Regions from separate parts of the Mus musculus genome. Here region 1 is linked to region 2. The links are chromatin loops, found by intact Hi-C in ENCODE. Cell type or tissue: heart. All regions are shown on one strand. Each heading gives the region's core, and the rest is flanking DNA. Links, peaks and the distances in the headings are about the cores only. Region 1 overlaps Gm41228 (a long non-coding RNA gene). Region 2 holds the start of Gm23276 (a small nucleolar RNA gene).

The links. Hi-C counts contacts between places; a loop is a spot of excess contacts. Peaks named below come from ENCODE experiments on the same cell type or tissue, not always from the same donor. Only the 100,000 strongest peaks of a DNase experiment are listed, where the experiment ranks them.
Region 1: it touches region 2 in a loop (4-fold over the local background); 2 of 42 quality-filtered maps call a loop at or near these places.

What each region holds. Positions count from the first base shown.
Region 1 is chr14:98,946,243-98,958,513 of GRCm38, forward strand. All of the region lies in intron 1 of Gm41228 (a long non-coding RNA gene), which reads left to right. Among named protein-coding and RNA genes, the nearest start is that of Gm41228, 47 kb to the left of the region's middle. In heart, for the core only: a CTCF peak has its summit at 5,601 (motif pointing left); no DNase peak of the experiment used is centred there; H3K27ac peaks cover 1,047 bases.
Region 2 is chr14:97,325,066-97,337,336 of GRCm38, forward strand. Gm23276 (a small nucleolar RNA gene) reads right to left here and starts at 11,567; the gene lies at 11,430-11,567. In heart, for the core only: a CTCF peak has its summit at 6,524; no DNase peak of the experiment used is centred there.

The DNA of each region.
Region 1 (12,271 bases), core at 1,910-9,909, 1.6 Mb after region 2:
TTTTTTTTTTAAAGTGGAGTCTTTTCTATCTTCCAGTACACACTGCAGGGACTCTCAGCTCTTGAAGCACATCCCATATAATCTGTACTCTCTGTATCCTACTAATAACTCAACATGTGTGAGCCTTGAGGAAGATGGGAAACTGATTTACCTCTGAATATGATTTCTTGCATACAGTAAATATGCAAAAGTTGAGAGAACTGGTTGATTAACATCATTTGCACAAAGAATTAATCTTTTGCTTCCAAGACTATCAACCCCTTGAAAGCAAGGACCACAGCTTTGAATTCCATTTTTTTTCACAACTTGATGGCACACAATAAATATGAGGTTGTTTGCCTGCTTTATTTAAGTCCCCAATAGTATTTGTAACTACCAAAGAGATAAAGCCAGTGAGAAATTGTGTCTGTGGCCTTGATGTTTGATCACAAAAGGGCTGAGCGACAGGAAAGACTATTTTGTCAGTCACCCATTACAAATATTCTACATTGTGTTAGGCTTTGGCGGGGCCCAAACTGACCAACATGAAATACTTCATCTCCTTGGACAACACATCCCGTAAATTATGAAAAGAAAATGGTATTTTATGTGAGCCAGGCAACCTCATTTTCTAGGCAGCACACTTCATTCATATTGCTGTTATTAATAGGTTACTTACAGGATTCATAACTGGTGCCACTGTGTGAAGGTACCCGGACATGGACAATCACCACAGTGAAAAGTAGTATATCTTGGTTCTTTCCAGAGTGGTAACTTTATCAAAACTATCAGAGGTGTCCTTTGAACTTCACTCCAACCCTGTGTAATTGGATTCTACGTTATGTTCACCTGAGTTCCCAGAAGACATTTTGACTTTAAAACTTCCGAAGTATCCTTTCCACTAATGAATTTTGCCTACTAAAGTTAGCAATTCTTCTAAGACTCCTGCATGTAAAAGTGCCTAGTTGTACTTTTGCAACTCTCACACTAGCTAGGCTCTTGCCTGAGCTAACATATTCGATCTTTTTTAAAATTAGAAGTAGAAGAATACACAGGGTGATATGTCACTCGAAAGTGAGCTCGGACAGATAATTAAGGATTAAAATCTAAATTATCACCTCTCTTGCAAGGTACAGCAAGAAGCACAGATGCCTTCTCATCTCCTCAGAGAAATACAGATGCAATGTACCAGATAAGACACTCTGTAGTTTTCATTATAAAGTTAATATTTATCTTACAACATTGAGTTTATCTTACCAACATATCTCATTCAGAAAAAGAATTTCTTTATTTACCACATTAAAGTAAATATTGCTATGAGATACGTGTTAAATTTTTAATAAAATCCACCCTATCTTGTTTGGATCAAAGAGAGCTGGCTCAGCTGAGATACAAGCAACACCAAATAAAAAAAAAATACCTAATTCCAAATACAGAGCCCCAGTACAGCACACATGTGGCCCAGCCTATCCATGGCGACTGCAGCTTTATAAACGTGGACGCTGAAACATTTCACAGCTTCAACTGAGCATTTTGTAAGCCAGAATCCTAGAACTAAAATGTGAAATTGCCTCTACTTGTAATCCTCACCCACAGAGTATCAGATCAGCGCTCCACAGTCCTCATCCCTGAACTGCATTTGCCAAAAGGCACCGAAGTTAAACTTAATTCAATGAGATTTACAAACACTGTCCTTTGCCTTGCACGCATGCATTTTTAGTATGAGAGATTTATTAGCATGATGTGGTTTCTCTTTGCAGGACAGAGTTAGACATAAAAACCTATCTTGTTTTCACTCATCCCCTGTTCCTTAAGTTAGCAATAAAAAGCCCTATTACTCGAGAGCAAAAAAAAAAAAAAAAAAAAAAAAAAAGCTGATCCTGATTCTCTTCCTTGCATTAGGGAGAGTGAGGAGTCAGCAAGTCAGAGGATGGATTGCCAAATCTTTACAAAGAGATTCCCTAGCAGTCTGTATCCCCTGGCATCTCTTTTCCACTTGGGAATGAGCTGGAAAATGGGAGCAAACACAAAACAAAAAAGGCAGAACACCGTTCCGAACCTCCAGGTTCAGAAGGAACGACTAGAGGTAAATTCTAAAACATCAGATCATATGAACCATGCCACTAATTGAAGGTGTCACCACCCCATGACCTGGCCTTCATCCTGATACTCGGTGTGGTGGGAAATCTCCAAGGCTGAAGGTCAAAGGTTACAGATGCCCAGCACTTGAATCCTTGTTCTGACCCAGAAGGCCGACTTGAGTATGTTACATGACCTTGCTGTGCCTGGGTTTCCCCATCTATTAGATAGAGACAGTCACCAAGAGATGTTTCTAGAGTTAATATGCAGATTCAAATAGTCAAAATTTGTTGAGTTCTATGGCAAGCTCTACTCCAGAATGGATGGTACTGTGTATACAGCTATTATATATGATGAAATATTGGTTTTGTCAGAGTCTTTCATTTATATGACCAGAGAACTAGAGATAGATTCAAGCCTTACTTCTTTCTCTAAGTTCATAATTTTTTTCTTCCTTCTCTCCCTGAACACATTCCTCTCCATCATAATCAGGTAGGTTTTTGTTTTTCTTAATAAACAGAAAAATCTAACATTTAGTAAACAGCCTGTCTGTGCCAGGCAATTATCTGCTAATGATCTCATTCCAGTCTCATGAAAACCGGTGAACTGGGTGCTATTTTTATCCCCTCTTGAAAGGTGAAGAAATAAATGGATTGAAAGATTAAGTAAATTGTCCAAGTTATAACAGTTATTATGAAGCAGAACCAATAATGAAAGCCAGACAACACTGAGAGTTTGGGGGGAAAAAACATCATACTCCAAAAATATTCCCAATGGGCTTAGGTTTTAAAAAGTCTCATTCAACTCTCCCTCCTCCAGCAACTGAGCACACGTGGACAGATTCATGACAGGCCTACAACCTGTGCATCCATGAGAGTGGGTGACTGTCACTTTAAGTCAGAGTTTGGAGGTGGCTTCTCATAGAACAAACCTGTAGTTAAAGCTGATTGATGTAGCCTTTGTGTGTGCTACCAATGAAACCAAAATCAAATTTGAAAGTGCTTTTCAGCTATGAAAGAAAAAGCATAGAAAGCCTGTGTATTGCTTTGAACATACTCTCATGTGAACATACTCTCCTGTGAATATTCACACACAGGTGTGGATTTGAGGTTGCTTGTTGAAACGCAACAACATACAAGAGAGAAAGAAACCCTGGAGTTGGATGGATGGAAAGGCAGGGTGGATCTAGGAGAAGATGAGGAATAGGAAATCATGACCAGTATATATTGTATTCTTAAAAAAGGGGATCTAGGGCTGGTGAGCTGGCTCAGTGGGTAAGAGCACCCGACGGCTTTTCCAAAGGTCCGGAGTTCAAATCCAGCAACCACATGGTGGCTCACAACCATCCGTAACGAGATCTGACTCCCTCTTCTGGAGTGTCTGAAGACAGCTACAGTGTACTTACATATAACCAATAAATAAATCTTTAAAAAAAAAAAAAGGAGATCTACTTTTAATAGAATAAATAAATAAATAAATAAATAAATAAATAAATAAATAAATAAATAAAATGTAAATAAAGATTTTGGGGGTGACTGTCTCTTTCCCCCGTACTACTTAATATAATACCCACTGCCTAGTCTCCTATTTCAAGCTAACACAGTTTTTTTTCAATTTTGTATTAGATATTTTCTTCATTTACATTTCAAATGTTATCCCAAAAGTCCCCTATACCCTCCCCCTGCCCTGCTCCCCTACCCAACCACTCCCACTTCGTGGCCCTGGAATTCCCCTGTACTGGGGCATATAAAGTTTGCAATACCAAGGGGCCTCTCTTCCCAATGATGGCCGGCGAGGCCCTCTTCTGCTACATATGCAGCTAGAGACACAAGCTCTGGGGGTACTGGTTAGTTCATATTGTTGTTCCACCTGTAGGGTTGCAGACCCCTTCAGCTCCTTGGTTACTTTCTCTAGCTCCTCCATTGGGGGCCCTGTGTTCCATCTTATAGATGACTGTGAGCATCCATTTCTGTATTTGCCAGGCACTGGCATAACCTCACACAAGACAGCCATATCAGGGTCCTTTCAGCAAAATCTTGCTGCCATATGCAATAGTGTCTGCATTTGGTGGCTGATTATGGGATGGATCCCCAGGTATGGCAGTCTCTTGATGGTCCATCCTTTCATCTCTGCTCCAAACTTTGTCTCTGTAACTCCTTCCATGGGTATTTTGTTCTCTATTCTAGGGAGGAATGAAGTATCCATGCATTGGTCTTCCTTCTTCTTGATTTTCTTGTGTTTTGCAAATTGTGTCTAGGGTATTCTAAGTTTCTGGGCTAATATCCACTTATCAGTGAGTGCATATCTAATGACTTCTTTTGTGATTGGGTTACCGTACTCAGGATGATATCCTCCAGATATATCCATTTGCCTAAGAATTTCATAAATTCATTGTTTTTAATAGCTGAGTAGTACTCCATTGTGTAAATGTACCACATTTTCTCTATCCCTCTGTTGAGGGACATCTGAGTTCTTTCCAGCTTCTAGCTATTATAAATAAGGCTGCTATGAACATAGTGGAGCATGTGTCCTTATTACCAGTTGGAACATCTTCTGGGTATATGCCCAGGAGAGGTATTGCTGGATCTTCCAGTAGTACTATGTCTAATTTTCTGAGGAACTGCCAGACTGATTTCCAGAGTGGTTGTACAAGCTTTCAATTCCACCAACAACAGAAGAGTGTTCCTCTTTCTCCACATCCTCGCCAGCATCTGCTTTCACCTGAATTTTTGATCATAGCCATTCTGACTGGTGTGAGGTGGAATCTCAGGGTTGTTTTGATTTGCATTTCCCTGATAATTAAGGATGTTGAACATTTTTTTCAGGTGCTTCTCAGCCCTTCGGTATTCCTCAGTTGAGAATTCTTTGTTTATGCTAACACAGTTTTATAATAAAGAATAAAAGGGAAATAGCAAATCTTACAAAAGAGTCAGGATTCCACTAAGTCAAAGGAAGTATTGCTTAAACTCCACAGAAAGTCAGTGGCTAAGGCAGAGTTAAGTCAGTCGATAGCTGAAAGACAAGTCTTCAAGAAAAACCAACAAGGAAGTTTTTCAGAGGGAGATTCAAATGCCACAGAACTTTCCTTGTACGAATTATAGCATCTGTGAGTAACTTGCAAACAGTTGGTTTTTTTCATGGCCTTGCCCAGGCATCCACCCCTTCTCCAGGGACCTGAGCTGAGCTACCAGTCTGCAGGACTGAGTTCACCTGAAGCTGGTGGGAGGCAGATGGGCTCCTTTCTGGGCACATATTTGAAAATAAAATCCCTGTTTGACTAGATACAGGAGCAACCAAACATATTTGTGTAATTCGTTTTCTAAATAAGGGCCCTTCCCTCTGGGGGAAGGTGGAGAACCAGTCACATTTTGGTAAGCATTTTCAAGTGAAGTCACAGACAGTCCTCTTTTTCTCCAGAACCAATTATGCTCAGATGCTGAGGTTGGACAGATTTCCTCTCCCTTATGTCTCTAAGAGCTTCTAATGAGACCATCTATGTTATACAAATATTATAACAAGAGTAATTCTGCTATCTGGTGGCAAAACACACAAACAACAGGAGCAAAGAATTGAATTGAGCATCACAGAGAGAGGCTAAAATCTTACTACATTTCCTGAAAAGAAAGGAAAAAAAGGCTTCTTTTCTAATTTGAACAGAAAACAAACAACTGTTGTTGAAGAACTCCTGCTAACAATTAAGGGGGAAAACAGCAAATGAAAGGAAGGAATGTCGCTGACCGTAGTGTATTCAGTACTATCGGGACTCTGAATTCTATTTAGGGAACACTTGGTCACTAAGGCATCCCATGACCTCCAGTGAAGCAGAAGTTCCAAACACAAGCCAGTTGTCACAAAGGTGAACTGGGGATTTGGCGATATAATATAAATTTCTCCCTCTGAGCCACAATCAGAAACAATAAGTCTCAAAGCAGGAAAAAAATAGGAAGGGTCATGTAAAACAATTTCTTATTTTACAGATGAAGAAAGGAATTCGGGATTAGGTGACTGGTCTAAGGCCATTCAGCTTGTTAGAATTGAATAAAAGCTCTAGAGCTGAGACTCATATTGAAGACCAACAGTACTTCTTCCTTTCTCTAAAAAACAGAGAGCAGCCACATCAACAGTAAGTTGAATATTGTTCTCCAAACTCGAAAGCAATTTGGACATTAAACCCAAAGGAACCCCTGAGTGGGTCCTTAGGAAGTCAACTTATAGACACCTTTCCTCCTTCTCTCCTGTAACCAGGGAGCCAGGGTGCAGAACTGCCTTTACAACGAATCTCAAAGGACAGATGCAAGGCCAGCACCAGCTTCGCCTGGGAACTTGTTAGACACATTCCTGGGTTGGAGCCCAGACCCACTGGACGAAAAGCTGGTCAGGTGATCTGGATGTCCACTATGGTTTAAGAGCCATTAGTCTATCCGATCAGTGTACCAGTTATCTACCCTAGTAGAATGTGAGTTGTTTTGCCATTTTTCGAAATGCCTTTTTGCTTGGCTTGTATGTTCTGGGAATGAGATTTTAAAGGATCCGCACAGCCATTTTCTGACACTAATTGTTCCTCTTTGCTAGTGAAAGCACATTCAAACTGAAGGCTTTTTTCATGTCACTTGATTTGTTTTACTCAATTGTCCAAGCTAGTAAGTTTCCTGTCGACACAGAAATCAATGATCATGAAAGGGAAATGATCCCCTACATTTCCTTCTCATTGCCCCCCTTTCTTTCTTCCTCACCTGGGATCCTGACTCCACTTGTCAAGCCACAGCAGTTTTATGACCCCACTGACTCTCACCCTGAGAGACCTGCACCCTCTTGTTCCCACAGCCACTGCATCAGTCCCTCTTCCTTCCAGTTTTAAACTGTCATCTTCTACAATTTTTGGTGGCAGTCTCAACTCTGATGTCACCTATCATCAAAAGATCGAGGAGGTTGGAGATATGGTCCAGTGGTTAAGACACACTGGCTGCTCTTCCAAAGGACCAGGGTTCAATTCCCAGCACCTTCAGATACTCTGTAACTCCCAGTTCAAGAGGATCTAACAGCCTCACACAGACATAAATGCAGACAAAAATACCAATGTACATAAAATGAAAATAAACAAATTAAGAAAAAAGGAAAAGAAAAGATCAAGTGGTTACACTATCTGCAAGAGACTTGAACTTGGGGCCATCCCGTACTGAAGAGGCAAAACTTAAGACAGCAGAAATCAGTTCACTGCTATAAATCTTGCTCAATGAAATTAAGGCAGTTATATTTTGTTATGCACATTTCTCACCTGAATCTAGCACACTTTAGCCCTCAAAGTCACGTCAAACTGTGTTTTTGCCTTTGTATAGCGAGACATCTAAACCCTTCTTTGAGACCATCTTCAAGCCCCTGGTCCTATGGTGCAAATCAAACATCATTAATTACCATTTTCTATATTTCAACATCTTCCTCTAGCACCTACAATAAGTCATATACCCGGGAGCAGAAGAATTTTATACTTCCGGTACTTACATCCCAGGGGAAGAGAGTACACAAAATATGTACTAACAGGTCATCTATACAACAGCCAAAGTTGAACAGAAACCCAAGCTGGGAGAGAAGAATGTCGGGAGGTTACTCAAAAAGGGACATTTAAATATCTCTTGAAGCTCATTCATCTCACATTAAGTTCTCACTCCCTGATCATCTCGAAGGGTCCCTAAAAGCTAGTTGCTATCATATAACCCCCCAAAACAAAACCATGTGTTTTTCCATAGGCTGTAGAATTTTCTAGAAGTTAACACTTAGCCTATAAGTTTGTGTTCTCATGAATTTGCCATTCATTTCCTCAGAATCTGTAATTTCCTACATCTTAGCAAAACAACAACCAGTTCCTACCATACATATGAAACCAGGAGCCAATGGCCTTGCCACACCTGAGGATCATTTGTTTCCTAACACAGAACAACACCATTGAAGTTACTACCTAGAAAATTTGTTCTGCCCTTCGGTGCCCTTATCTGCTGGGAGAAAAATATTGGTGTTTATTATTATTATTATAGCTAGCTCCACAATCTACTAAGAACTCAGCAATAAAATATGAAATGGCCACATGGGTAGAGAAGAAAAATTATGGGCAAGGAACAGGATGACCCTCGAAAGCATCTTTTGCAAAGAACAGTATTCACCTTTTTGTTCCAGCCTGAACCAGGAAAGACATAATTTATTTACCCAGAGCACCTCACGTCAGATATAATGTCTGCATTTTTCAGAGGACATCTCTTTAATGCCATTTTATGGCTTGGTTCACACAAGAACAGTGAGTTCAAGTAATTTGGCCAAGGTCACATGCTGGGAAATTCTAGGTTTGTCTGTTTTAAAACTATAGAATTTATTGTTTTCTTTTCTTGTGATGATCATCAGAATCCTTTGCTTCTGGCTTTATCTCTCCTAATTTTAGAGACAAAAAAATTTTTTTTAACATTTTTAAGTACTGCTTTTACATTTTGGTCATTGTAATTGCTTGACAGATAATTAATTTTTCATTGTAAAATGCCCAGCAAATGAGGCCTTTTTATCTGACAGAGCAAAGTGCTGCATAAATAGTAGATAATACAAGCACAACAACAGCATTTTACGGATTAAAAACTGCAGTTTTCTGTTAAACTTCGTATCCTCACAAGCACAGCCCAAAGGGTTTTACTCAGCTTAGTTTACCAAAAACATCAAGTGATGCATCCAAAACTTGAGAAGGCACCTTGTATGACTGACTTTTCAACACTGTGACCAAAATGCCTAAACAATACCTTAAGTAAGGAAAGGTTTATTTGGGCTCCTGGGATCACAGGGCTTCACTCCACAGGGACAGGGAAGGCGGGTCCTAGAATTTCATTCCTGGCAGTGAGAGTTTGTGGGGGAGGGAGCACACACACACACACACACATGGCCAAGTGTGGAGCAGAGAGCAAAGCAGGACCACGGGGCCAGGAATAATTTTCAAAGGGCCTTAGACCAGCATCCACTAGCTCGGGGCCACCTGCTGATGGTTCCACATCATCACTAGGTATAGAGCAAACATCTCTCAAGGACCAAGCAGTTCCCTAACCTCTGCTGTATTTGGGGGGGAGGGGGGGAGGAGTGACAGACCAGCTAGTGTATGGGTGGGGAGTGAGGGGACATCCTCTTGGAGACAGGGGGGAGGAGGAATGGGATGTGGAACTGTGGGAGGGTGAACCGGGAGGGGGTAAAGTCTGGACTATAAGCAGTGGTTGCTCATGCCTTTAATCCCAGCATTTGGGAGGCAGAGGCAGGAGGGTTTCTGAGTTCGAGGCCAGCCAGGGCTACACAGAGAAACTCTGTCTCAATCAATCAATCAATCAATCAATCAATCAATCAATGTAATAAAAATAAATAAAATATTTTTTTAAAAAGTGTCTGCACATTTCAGATCCTTTATAACACACCCTAGAGTGCACAGGCTGATTAATTTTGATATATATTGGTCTTTGAATGATAGAAAGCTTTTATGTTTTCTATCAATTTAGCATTTTTCCCAAAATTGTGGCTTCTGACTTCTGATTGTTTCATTAAGTTAAATTAGAGCATCCATTCCTGAATTCTCTCCTTTTACCTTTTCTTCAACAAATTTCTTCCCTAAGATAACCAATATTCCTCCTTAGTATAAAAATTTAACAGGATATCTGACAAGCAACAACCACAGAAGATAGAGGTAAATAACAGGCTTGGGACACCTCAGTCAGCAAAGTGTCTGTCACACAAGTATAGAACTTAAATTCATAGCTCCATTTCTCAACTATAAGCCAGATGTGGTGACATGTACCTATAGTCTCCATACTGCAGGACAGAATCAGGTAGGTCCACAGAGGTCCATAGCCAGCTGGTGGGCTCCAGCTTCAGAGAAAGACCTTGTCGCAAATAGTTAGATGGATAGAGGGAGAGACCCAGCATTGACCTCCACTGTCAACATGCATGTGCCCATGCTACTGCACACACACCTGCATGCACACACACCCGCATAAATACCACCACACGCACAGTCACACAAGCACACCAACCAATTGTTGAAAATAAAATACAGATGATTAAAATGAAAACTTAAATTATACCCATTCAGAAGACCTGAAGATAAATGAGATTAGCCGTTCATATTTGCCGCTCATCATTTCTTCTATAGCGCAGATAGCGTTTCCTTTTGTAAATTGACTCCTTATGTCAGTGTTGTGTATAAAGATGAGGTACACAAAGAAGAGATGTTTCCACAAAGTGAACATGTGCTGGGTCATAGTATTCATTGTGCCTTTGGATTTAATGATTCGTAGGGACCTCAACAACAACAGTGGAGATGGGACTTGAGCTCTACAAGCAGGCTGAGAATGAAGAAACAGAGGTTGGACTCTCCCACAACTTCCCACCCCTGTGAGTTAGGGTGCATTATTTAACGGTTCTCCCCGTTACCTCATCCGATAAACAGATTAATTGAATTAATGTAAGTAATTCACTTATAATACTTTGAGACAGGTAGAACCAAGTGTTATTGTCATTCTGGTTGTTGTTGTACAGTATTTGGAGCACCGTTTCCCTAACAAGCATTAAACTTCCCTTCGTGGGCATTCCTGTAAGAATTTGCTTAGTTCCCTTAAAGTCTTCTGCGAGTTCCTCATAGGCAAGTTAGCCAACAGGAAAGCAGCCACCACTCTGGGCGGTATTTTTGCATTTGCGGTCTGCCTCTATCACAAGGGACCAAGACTCCCAGGCAGCTCTCTCTGTCCTTCCCTTCCGTAAGAATGCTCGCACTCGGGTCCACATAAGTCTACATTGGTTTTGTTTTCAAGCTTTACTTGTTTTGCTATCCTTTTTCTTAGCTCTGGCTTTGGGCTTACGTCTTTCTGCCTTTATTCACCCCCCCACCCACCCAGCCCCCGACCCTGCTTGGGATTTCCCACAACCCTCTCACTTCGGTCCCCCCAGAGCTCTCAGGACCATCCACTGCCTTAACAATGAAAGCCCAGCGCAGCATGGCCTGTCTCAGCTTAGGAAACCCTTCCCCTGGTCTCTTCCCTCCTGCACAACAGCCGGAGGAGATAAAGTTGTGACTGCTCTCTCTCCATCCTCCAACCGAGAAAGCGAACCCTTTGTCATAAAAAAACACGTCCCCCGCTCTGCGCGAAATGAAAGCTTCGCAAGAGCAAACGTTATGTTTTTTTTATTTTTCCCTGACCAGACACATATTTATTCTGATTAATCTACTTTGCAAATTGTTGTCATTAAAAAAACAGAAAATATATGAGTGGCTTCTACATGTCTTTCGGCTAAATGCACATGTCCTAATCTCAATGTATTCCTTTTAAAACAATATATTGGATATTTGCTCTTTGCCAAGCTGCGTGCTCCCTCGGTGTGAGCCCTAAATTCAGGGTACATGGGAATAGAGAGAAACTTTGGGTTCCACAGCACAGTTTCATGCACGGATCCAGCTTGCACATGCGCAGTTACCTCATGAGCCCTCCGCCCACATTCCTCCTCTGCTACACAGAATTTCTGACGTAACCACCTGAGACCAAAAAGAAAATAAAAGAAAAAAGGATAATGAATGCAAGTGCTTCACATGTTTTAAAATCAGAATATAAGTTATGAAATCGATAAGACGTAAGGTGTATACCCTACTGACATGATCCTGCAATCTCTCTAAGAAAAAAAGGAAATGAAATAAGGACACAAGTCACAGTATACAATGGCATGTGCTAGGTCAGAAGCAGCAAATATATACCAACCTGGAAAGAACACAAGAAGGCAACACTCTGTTGTAATACAGAAGATTAAATTTTTATCCCAAATCCCCGTTTGCTGCCTATTTATAAAGATTTAAGTTGTAAAGATATTATTTTTCCTTGTGGGAATTAGTTTCTAACCGGGGATTGGAGTAACTAATTTAGGTTCGAAACTGTGTTTAATGCCCTGTATAACCGTAGCAGTACTTTATCCTGGCTCATTTTATCCTCCCACACCTCTTCCAATGAAATCGCAAGAGTTATTGCCTCCTACTTCTGACGTAGAAAGAATGGGAGAAAATGTAAGAAAGGTGCTCTTTGAGCCTGTGCACATCCATTACAGGTAATAAATCCCCCTGCGGCGGCGCTCAGACAGAATCTCAAAAACACATGGACTTTTCCTATTAGAAAATATAAACCAAATAGTGACTATTTGTTGTTTAGATTTATTCCGTGAG
Region 2 (12,271 bases), core at 2,394-10,393:
AACTTGTCCCCAAACCGGGAACCTTAACTTATCCCAAAACCGTGAACCTATCGTTACTTTGTGCCTGCTTCCTGGCAACTTTATATTCCCCTCTATTTTATCCGAGGTCCTTCCCAAACTCCTGGGTTACTTTGTGCCTACTTCCTGGCAACTTTATGCTCACCTCTATTTTATCCGAGGTCCTTCCCAAACTCCTGGGGTCTCAAGTTTCACTCACCGTGAACTTACCCTGCTGGCAACCACTGACTGCTGAAAGTTCTGAACTCGGTGGGGGAGTCGGTTCCCCGTACGGGCCACCAATTGTCGCGTCTGCTCTCAACCAGCAAGAACAATGCGACCACCAGTCCTTCTAACAGCAGTTTATTCAGTCTTCATCTTTCTTCTTTCTCTTCATCAGTACCGTTCCCCAGCTGAAGAGTTCTGAATCCACGCCGGATCCTTCTCAACAGTCTGTTTTACAGGAACTTTTATTAACCACTCCTTCCCCGTGATGCAGTTCTGAATCCTCCCTGTAGCAGGGGGTCTTCGCTCGTGCCTGAAGATGTTTCTTGTCCCGGGTTTTGGCACCACTTGTTGCGCGTGCTCAACTGGCCAGGAAGAACCACGCTGCTACAGGATCCTTCTGCACACGTTTATTCAGTCCTATTTCTTCTTGTTTATATCTCCCTTGTTTATATCTCCCTTGTTTATATCTCCCTTGTTTTTATATCTCCCTTGTTTTTATATCTCCCTTGTTTTTATATCTCCCTTGTTTTTATATCTCCCAATAATAACAATCCTCTCTCGAATAATAATCCTCTCTCGAATAATAATCCTCCCTCTAACCCGGGCCTCTCACTCTTTTATACTCTCAGTTCCCATCCACGCACAGCAGGCCACGCCACCTCACCAGGCACGCAGCTTCAGCTAATCAGGGCAGCAGGGGCAAATCTCCACCAAATTGGATTCACCTGAATCCTGGTACACCTGCGCAGCACTCAAGATGTTTGTGTCTTATATGAGGAAGTCAGGTGCAAGTCATATGACTTAGCTGCAGTCTCTAGCGCCTTTGGGACTGCCGCCACACCCGCTCCCCACATATGTCAATCAACATATGTAAGAACGGTGAAATACACAACTGAAGGGATCAGTGAAAGCATTTCCCCATAGCAGTAACTGAACGGGTAGGTGTAAAATCCGTGGTATGAAAACCCAGGCAGAATAAAATGGGAAAAAAGAAAGCTGAGATAGTACCTTCAGAAGGCATCATTCCCTTCTCTATTTCCTGGGATTCGAAGACATGAATTGCTTTAAAACTTCCATGACGGACTGATATGTCTGGAATTCTGAACCAAAGCAAATAAATGTAAATATTTTGTAAAGATGTTAGAAAGGTAACCAATAAAATATATAATAACTTAGTTATAATTTGATCAATCTGGGAGCATGGAAAGATTTTTCTTTATACCAGTATCACCATCAATACACAAATGATATGCTAGATGTCAATGTTCCTAGGAATATGATGTCAATAGATAGAAACGATTTTTGGGTCCATCATGTTATTATATGTAACCACAACCACATGTACTGCCCATCTTTGAACAAAATATGACTGTCACTAACAGACATATATAGTACTGCTATATTATTTTACACATTTATTAATTAGCAAATATTTATTAAATACCTAGTATAAGAATTTTGGAGGTCATATCCACAAAATCAAATAAATGACTATTGTGATTTGAATATGAAATGATTCCCTGGGCTTATGTATCTTAACATATGATGCCCAGGTGGTTACAGTATATGAAACTTCAGAGTATTGCATGCTCACTAGAGGAAGTAAGTCATGGGGATGGCTCCACATATTCTCTCTGTGCTTCTTGAATGTGGATGCAATATGACCAATCTGTTTACTCGTCCTGTGGCCATACTTTCCTCTCCCAATTTCCATGTTACCCATCACAGTGAACTCTTTCTTTCTGTAATTTTAAGTTGTAAAAAATAGTTTCTCCCCAGTTGTATATGTCAAGGTATTTTATCAAAGCAATATAAAACAATCTTGTACATTTGTGTTCATATATATTCAGAATTGCTTTTTCTACTTACATAAAATATACATAGATTGGTAGCATGGATATACATAGAAGAGAAATATGTTTAATTCAGCTGTGATAATGAACATTTCTAACCCTAGTGTGATGGTGGAGGAAGGAGCATGGACGAATAAAAAGGGAGATTATAGAAACTGTCCAGGCAGCTTAGCCAGTTGATTAGTACCCCGTTCTATGAAAGGCACTGTCTCAAAAAGTGATGTGGAGAATAATTCAGAAAGGCACTGAAAGAGGACCCCTGGCCTCCAAAACATATGCTCACATGCATGTGAGACCACATGCATACTTGCTTGCAAACATGAAATTAATGTACACATACAAACATACACGCTGGGCATGGTGGTGCACCCCTTTAATCCCAGCACTTGGGAGGCAGAGGCAGGAGGATTTCTGAGTTCGAGGCCAGCCTGGTCTACAAAGTGAGTTCCAGGACAGCCAGGGCTATACAGAGAAACCCTGTCTCAAAAAAACAAAACAAAAAACAAAAACAAAAGAAAAAAACCCCAAAAAAACAAACACACACAAACATACACACACACACACACACACACACACACACACACGCACACACACACACACACACATACAACAAGTGATGAAAAGTGAAAAGGAATATACCACCACTATGTTATGAGGGGAGAAAATATCTTTTACTTAAAGCAATTGACCTTTCTTAAAATTTTAAACAAAAATCAATTTAAACAATACTTTAAATTTTTCTAATTGACTATTATCTATTATATTTCTAAATATTTTCTTTAAAATGAGGTTTTTTTCCCTTGAGATAAATTTTTATTTTTTATTGTCAAGTTATAAAATTGTTACTATTATAGATTTTAAACAAATAACTAACATCTTTATAAAAATCTCAGCATCTATGGAAAAACATCTAAATGATATCAGAGAAATTAAATGTGATGCATTATCTATATCTTATGTAAGTCTTGTGCTGAGTTTACAAAGTGTGTTTCCAAAATATAGCACCTATCTTTAAATTAGCACCTCCTTCCCAGATGAGAGGTATCACTTTGGGTTCAGATGATAAATATTATAATGAGAATATCAACATTTGTCAGCTTAGTCAAATAGAGTCTCTTATACCAACAATGGATTTATTTGAACTCAGCACAGATATCAAAGTCATTTGTGGTCTATCATAAACTGAATTTGTCATTTTGTACAATTGTTCCAACAAGGTACAATTTAAAAATTCCAGGTTAGTATATGTGTCAACCTAAGAAATTCAAAGACTGCTGAAAAAGGACATGTTTGCTGTTCACAGCCATTAAGAGTCAAAATTAACAGACCCATAGTGTAATGATATTGCTGTCATTTTAGAAAACCTAGGAAGTAGCAAGAAATCACTCATGTATGACTCACGATTGCTGTTCATGGTAGTGCACACACTGGCAGTCTGTTTGTCCAGTCCCCTACAGGGCAGACATACTTTCATTTTTGTAACTGCATTGTTTCTATGGTCATCAACTTCATTCAGACATTAAAAGATGAACCATTTATTAAATATCCCTACTAAGAGTCCCATTTGCAACTCACTATCCTAAACTGTTATCTAGAAACAGCCATATGTATTTCCTGCAGCTGAAAGGACATATATTACTGCCCAAGGTCAATACAGCATTGTTATATTAGCTTCAATGAGAATATGTTCTGATTGAACAGTATTTATTAGAAACTATCTATGAAAATTAGGATGCTATGACAATGTAGGCTTGAGTTTAATTATTTTAATTTTTAAAAGAGGAAACATTTGGAAAAGCTAAAAAACAAGAAATAAATCTATGTAGTTATTTTACACAATATTCCACATTTTAAAGATTGATGAGACTCTTTCTGTGCCTATTAATTCAACGAGAAATATCATTATATTATTGCTCTTCAATCTAAAATGCATCTCTTATTATTGAGATAAATAAAACACTTTTAAGTTGATTTTGCTATTAAGGAGACTAGAATGTATTGACCTCTTTGAGTCTAATTAAATAACAAACACCAGTATATAGGGTGAAATCATGTACAAATCTATCTTCCGCACAAGTTTTGCATTCAAAGAAATAGAGATGTTAAAAAGTGAATACAATACTTATTTTTATTAAAAAAAAACCTGAAGCATATCTTCTCACTTCTTTGTCATTGAATTTCACATATATACATATATGTACACCTTCACATATATGTATATGTATTTATATATGTATATATAAATTTTAAGTTATTTTCAATCCATTTAAAGAATATTTCCCCTGGACAAAAACACTGTTAAAGATCCATGAACATTTAAGTAAGGCAATGTGAACACATGCACAGGCTGCATGAAAAACCTTACGTGATTGATAACAGATAACTGTATTGGATTTTTGGAATAAATTGATTAAAAGACACAAAACGCATTACAGTCATTCACGGCTTGAGGCTTTATGCTGTATTCCATTCGGTTCCATGTGTGCTTCTCATGATTTATTGACAGCTGCTATAGATGGTTCTTTATTTGGTTCTTCATTTTCAACTCATCCCAACCTTGGTCAAACAATGCAACCTCCTGCATTTTTTCAATATTTTCCTAATATCTCAGCTCATTTAATTCTATTGATCCACTGAAGAGTATAATGGCATTGAAACTGGAATTACTAGCACCTCCCTACCCCGGTGCTAAGAGCTTTCCTATTGAGTCTGTGGACCATCACACGGAATCATAAAAGTAGACAAAAAAGTAGAATGACCTTTACCAGCTACTATTGTACTGCAAGAATCCCACAAACCTCAGAACATCATTTTCAATTTTATGGCACTGTTTTCTTAAATAATAAGAGAAGGGGGAAAAAAGGAACAACTGACCCCTGTTCAGCATTTACTTAAGCAGAATTGGCATTAATAGAGTATTCTGTCAAAAATTCAAGCTCAAGAAAATGTATGGCTTTGTCCACAGCAGTAGCTATCTTAGCAGATTGCACTGTCACCGCCTCACACAAAGCGCATTGCAACACCATTAGTGGACATAAATAATGCACAAGCTCTTAGGCAGTACTCAGCTAAGTGCATGGAAACCTTGGGCTCCTGTTGTCAGAAATTCAATGGATTAGTACCTAGATTTATTTTAAGTCTGTAAAGCACTTTGTTCTTGACAGCGTTCAAAGTAGAAAGAGTGCTATCCTGAATGTGCATCTTAATACTGTCATTCCTGTCTTGTAAGAGTAGATGATATATGGGCTGCAATATTTCGTTTTAATATTTAAAGTTTTCGCTGTGCAGATGCAAAGAAATATATTAATAGCTATCTGCTGTTACTTTATTGATCTAGGAAAGAACAAAGGTAACCTGTAAAATTTCAACTAAGGCTAGTAAAATGGAGACATTACAATTGCATTGAACTGAAATAAATACTGATGCAATAATCCTTAAACATCATATTTAGAAAATTGGGGAAATCTGGCATTTATTTCTTTCTCTCTTGGTAAATATCGTATAGCAGAGTTCATTTTAAAGACAAATTTTAGCACAGTTTAACTTAATTAACTGCCTTCAAATCATGCTTTCTTTCCCAAAGTTAGGTGATTGTGTGAGCTAACCCTCCACTGTGGAAGAACTTTTCTGAAGGTTACTAAGAATTGCTGCCCTTTGACTTCGTGTTGTAAGCAGTTGCTGACTTTAGATAAGTTTAGGAGTTAAGTCCCAAAACTTTCAGTGAATTGAAAGGATAAATATATTATTGAGTTCATTTAAAAAAAAGCACCTTTCCTTTGTGTGACCTAACACAAGAATAAAGCTATTTTATATCAAGTTTAATCTTTCTTCTCTATGAAGGCATAAAATCTTATTTTAAAATAATAAATTTCTTTTCATTAAAACTATATGATATATTAATTCCAATCCAAGTGGTGAATATTCACATATTGAGTTAAAAAACATTATCAGGATGTAAGACACTAAAGGAAAAGAGAAAACTAATGAATATGTTGATATATTCAAGACACATTTATTATGGTATATGCTTGATGTATGTTAAGAGAATCTATTTAATCATATGACTTTTATATCCTTGTTTTTGTAAAACAAATATGGGATTGTGGCTGCTCATTTTATTCTAGGAAATTCATTATTTCATAAAACAGATATGATTAGATATGTTTGTTTCTGTTATTTCAGTACACAATTCCTCAAATACACCTATAAGAGGATCATTATTTTTCTCCAAACAGAATGTACTGAAAAACCAGGTACCACTGTTTCAGGATAACTAGAATTGATCAAAATGTGAAATGAGCCAATTATTGATAAATAAAATAAAATAATTCTATAATGAGCAAGTAAAATCTTCAGCCTTGGAAATTCTTTTACTTTAGTTAGAGCAGCTTACTCTGCTAAGCGCTGTCAACAAACAATTTGCATATTCTTATCAATAGGTGGCGCTTTCACCCTTCTTCACAGTTTACTCTGAATCCTTGTGGAATTCTATACACTTATAAGAGAGCAAATACTTCAACTATTTCTAACTTTGATAGATACTCTCAAGTCTTTAAATTTCACATTATTGCTAGCCATTTTGTTTTTCTTTGATAAATAATCCTGTTTGAACATTAGTGATTATGCTTAAAGAAAGCCTGGAGTTCTTTTCCAAATATAAACATTTTAAAAATTATTATTTGCTTTCCTGAACTATTTGGTTATTCCCCACTTACTCCATGGGGAAACTTACAGAATGTCATGTTATAAAATTCCTAGTATAGAGTAACTCTACCAGTTTCAGTATTTTGATGAATATAAATCTTAAGTGAAAAAAATTGCCAAAAATATTCAAATGTAATCACATATAAACCACTGTAATATAATGTAAGAGTACCTTGTATAAATAAGAAAACCCGGTCAAACAGACATGTCTAAAACATAACTATATTTAGAATTTTATATGACTTTATATTTAGTCATACTGGATCTTTGCAATTCAATCAAGTCTGAGCTGTAGGGTTATTTAGAATCTTTCTAAGTGGCAGATAATAGTCTTTTGCAACTTGGAATAAGAAGAGTCTTTAAAATATTCTTTCAGATCACATCTTTATAATTTTATACTAAAATATCTGTCTATAAAATGATTCCCTTCAATAAAGCATAGACTCAAATATTTATATACACTGCTAAATTTCTAATGTCAATTAATGTACTATAGTACCACAGTCTCTATTTATGATTACTTAAAATATGACAAGTGTATAAAATATAGGTGAATATGATAATTTTCTGTTTAGAGCAACAGTGTTGGGATTAATAAAACATTCTATATTGATAAAATAAACATCAGAGTCAAGTGATACTGTATATTATAATGCTCAATTAAACCATATAATTCCTTCACCTGATTATTTCCCTCAGATTTAATTTTCCTCACTAATCCTCACTATATTTTTAATTCCATATTGTTCTGCTGTGTCAAATGAAAAATTTTTATGTTACATATATATCAGCATCAGAGAAGTGTAACGTTGCAAAGTTGAGTCATTATAAACACTATGATCTTTCTTGCGTTGTGAAGCCACGTGGTGTATTTGTATGAACTGAATATGAAAATTTAATTATTCTGTCTAAAGCATACAACGTAATTCAAATTATAGTAGTGAAAATAAAAACTAAGTTTGAAGATTAATTCATCTTCATAAAAGAAATCTAATCATGTAAGTTACCAGTAATTCTTCTTGTAACTGAAAATATTTTAGTGATATCAGCCTCTTAGTATAATTCTTTCTGAAAATCTATGATGACTGTGAAAGTGGACTCCACCATTCCCTCCCCCCAAAATCTCAAACTGATAGTCTTGGTTCAATTTGCATGTTCACGCTTCATCACTTCTTTTTCCCATAAGACAGAAGTAGATAATAAGAAGTTCAAAAGGAATTTCATTTTTGTTTTTTTTTTTCTAAAAATTATAGAGTCTTCTAGAAAAATACAGTTTTGAATTAGTCTTATATTTAAGAGATTCTGTTGACATAATATTACCTTTTATATATCTTAATAAATAGGATTTCTTATACTTTGAAGGTCTTCTGCTGTAAGAACAAAGCCCTCTATGTTGTGATGTAAGGCCTTGGGGTGTTTATTATACATAGGCTTACGCTTTAAAGTGCATCACTGTTTTGCAACCCTATGTTTTACATATATAGAGCCTGACATTATTAGATAACATTATAAGATGGATCTTGTACAAATTCCATCCACTCCAAATGGAAGAGGATCCCTGTAACGTAGATAAATGTCAAGCATCAGTAGTCCTATGCTTAAACAGTCTTGAAGAGACAAAAACGGATATGATAGGCATAGCCCTCCATTATCAAGACAGCGATGATAAAGTACAACACTTAAGAGATTTTACTAACAGTTTAAGAGTTCTGGCACAGCGCTGACTGTGTATAATGAGGCTTCTAAACGTTCAGCTCACACAACTTGCATTTGAAGAGATAAAATACTTTACAAACTCTATTTCATTAATCTTCACAATATCTCTGTGAAGAATTATGAACACCAATCAACAGATTACAGAGGGATGGCATTGAAATGTTGAATGAATTCCCAGTCCTCTAAGAGAAAGCCTTGGAGATTCTCTTTACAATGAAGTTATATCTTTAATGCCAGCCTTCCAGACCAAATTAATGTGTTAACCCGCAGAAAGAATCAATATGTTATACTTTGTTCACTAGAAGAGAAAGTGAAACTTCTCCAAAATCACAATCTTAAATTTGATAATAGGTTAAAGCAATATTTTATTGCTATGTTATAAGAACATTCAAAAGTATGTCTTCTAAGAAAAGCATTGCACAGTGACTCTTTTCCAAGGCTATTCTAGTGGCCACATTAAAGCCAGATAACAATTTTAATCTTGCAGTAAATTAGTCTAATCATATTATTAAATAACTATTCAAGGGATTTTAACAGCACATGGTTTGCGTTGTATTATTAACAGCTCTTCAAAGGGCCCACAACATTATCACCATCAATAAATTGTTATTGACCACTTACTGTGGATAGCTTGAGTTTCGAAAGATCACATTGCTTCCAATTTGTTAAGCTAATCTTTTATGGATTTATTTTCATGTTGACAAACCAACTTCTTGTTATGTCCATAGGGCAAAACTTAGTCTTGGCACCCAAAATTTTTTTGATTCTTTTTAACAAATGAGCCTTTAAATGTGTTTGATAACCTATTATTAAGTAATCAGTTTTTTAAAAATGTAAAAGATAATTTGACAACTTTAGCAAGATGAGAAAGTACAGTTATTAAGTACAATTGGGAGGTCATTACACAAAAACGCCAGCACCAAGTACAGAACACTTCCATATCAGTCATTTGTCAGAGAGGCACCAAAGACACCATTGCTCTCTCTCAGACACACACCAGGACATGTTGTAAGTCCTGTCTTCTCTATACACCATACATCTTAGATGTAAGATGACGAGAAATCAAGCTGACAGTGCACTAGAGAGCTACAGTAACGACAAACTCATAGCAACTGTGTATGCTACCACTGAGTCCAGAGCTGCACCTTTCTATAAGTCAACTATGGGAAGCAGAAAGGCCACTGGTTCAGAAGAACTTACAATGTACTGCCGATCTATTGTCAATGTTTAAATTATACTTGAAGGAGAGGCAGAATATGGAGTTGCATACTCATTTGTGAGTTCAGACTCTGAGGGTAAGTCCAAACTCAGATGCACAATCCTGATTATTTTTTGTGGGACACTAACCAAGCACAATTAATGAATAAATGATAGGTTAATTACAATAATAAAGATGAGAAAAGGCATTATTCTATTAAAAATTAAGTAAAAATGATAAGATGTAAAAGAAATGAGTTTTCAAACTACTGTTTACCAATGTGGCTAAAACGAATGAGTAAGATTTGTTCAAACTGTTTAGCTTTTTGTTGGTTCTTTGTCAATTTCGCATTTTGCACACCGATGCTACTCATCTCCCCTACCTTCCCTACCTGTCCCCCATCCTTGCAATTTCTACACTACAACAAAGAAAAGAAAATATTGTGGAAGCAATAGTGAATCACAGTGTGTTTCACACTATACGCTTTTGTCCACACTTCTTTGCTTGCAAATGTTCATTGCAATGAGACGTTGGCCTGATACAAGCTCCCTAGGCTTCTGCTATGTCAGGCCTGGAAGTTTACTGGGCTTCCTCTCAAATATCCTGCTGTTGTCCTGTGTCTTGGATATCCTGTAGTTTAAAATCTGTAGTTCGGTTCCCTTCATGTGCTCCAACAGTTCGCAGATGGGGTGGATGTTGGGTCTTGCCAATTCAAAGCCTCTGAGTTATCTGAGCTGGTCAGTTTTTGGGGGCCTGACTCTCCCGCAACCTCCATAACTAGCGTCAGCTCTACCCTGCTTCCCAGACCAAGTGGTCCTCTCCTGAATGCTACACTCTGGGAGGGATGAAGGCAGCTCTCCTCCTCTCATGACCCCACGGCCACATCTCCCATGTGCCACAGGTGACAGGCAGAAGGGGGAGGAGGGTAACTCTCCCTCATCCGTGCCACCATATGGAGGCTAATGTTAAGGCCAGATCTCCCATGCTTGTATTCTTCAGACCATATCACCTACAGCTCATACAATAAGTGAGACCTCTCTCCCAGTCACAGTGTCTAAAGGCAGAGGCCGCTTTCCTACTCTCATGCCCCCCTCCAACGCACAAGCCAGCTCTCACATAATATCCAGGTGAGGGATGGGCCAGTTATGCTCAGCTCTCAGATGTCAACATATCCTGGGTGGCAGCCCAAAAAGGGACATCCTTCTGGCCTTTGCTAGTAATAGATGTCTGGTAGTGTAAATGGACGCAGATGTAGACCCAATGATGACTAAGGGCAAGATTCCACCATGGTCCTAAGTGGTCATCAGCAACTCACATCAGGCCATTCCTTACTACCCTAGAGTCTCCAGTTCTGCCTCTCTTGATTATGCCCACATCCTTCTGTTCATCTTTCTCTTCCATTTCTCCACATTTTACTTGCTTTTGTAAGTGTCATCTGAGGATCTTTGAGTGTGTGGGGTTGTCTCAGGTATGGTCTCAGGACAGATATGCTCTGCTCGAGCATTATGGCACTGGGCAGGGGTCAACTCCTCCATGATCTGGTCCCTCAGGCCTGCTTGACTCCAGTGGCCCACCTGAGTGACTCCTTGAGAAGGTTGTCTGTCTTGGGTTCACCCTTCCTGGGGCCTGTAGTCCCAGACAGGATTCTTCTAGTTTCTGACTCATTCCCCATCTGGGAGCTCATCCAGGCCTGCCTGGTACCTGATTATCTCAGGGTCATTTTTTTTTCAGGAAGTGTTAGGTTACTAAACATTTAGGTGTTCATAGATCAGAATACTGAGTATAGACATAGCCTCTCTCCCCTCTGCAACCTACAACTAGACATGTGATACAGCACAGACAGACATACCTGTAATGACTCTAGGAGTAAGAGTTTGTTCAGTTTTACATGCCATTTGGTCAATTCTGCACTCTTTAGTTACTCTACTCCAAGCAGGGCATTCCATAAGGCTGGACAATTTTCAGCCTTATTAATTTTGTATGTTTAGAGAAGCCTAGCAGTCAGTACACCAACCTTCCTACCTTATATAGTAGCCCTATGGACACATTACCTCATCTCTCTTCTTCACTCATGTGATAGCTTACTGTTTTGTTAGTACCGTTATCATCTCATCCAGTGTCTACATAGCAACTAAAGTGATTTATTGCTTGCCGCCTCCTCCTCCTCCTCCTCCTCCTCCTCCTCCTCCTCCTTCTCCTTCTTCTTCTTCTTCTTCTTCCCTTTCCTATGTTTCCCTCCTACAACATTTCCCATCTCTTGTGCTTTTTGTTACCCATTGTTATGCCTGCATATAAATACTTAAGTAAATAAATAAATACTGCAACCCTCATACTCCATTCTGTGTTGCTCTCATGTATATCTTTGTAGGGCTGAGTACTTTCTATTAGATCACAAATCAGCTCCCTTATTCCTCTACAAGATTAATTATGCCTCTTAGATCAATTGCTAATTTCTTTTGCTTTTTATCTAGGTATAAAGACCCACGAAATTTCTCCTTTATGTGGTGGGAAATTAACAGGTGCTTGTACTGTTTAAGCCATGTTTAAATCCCCGTGTTGTTTAGATTTCATGGAT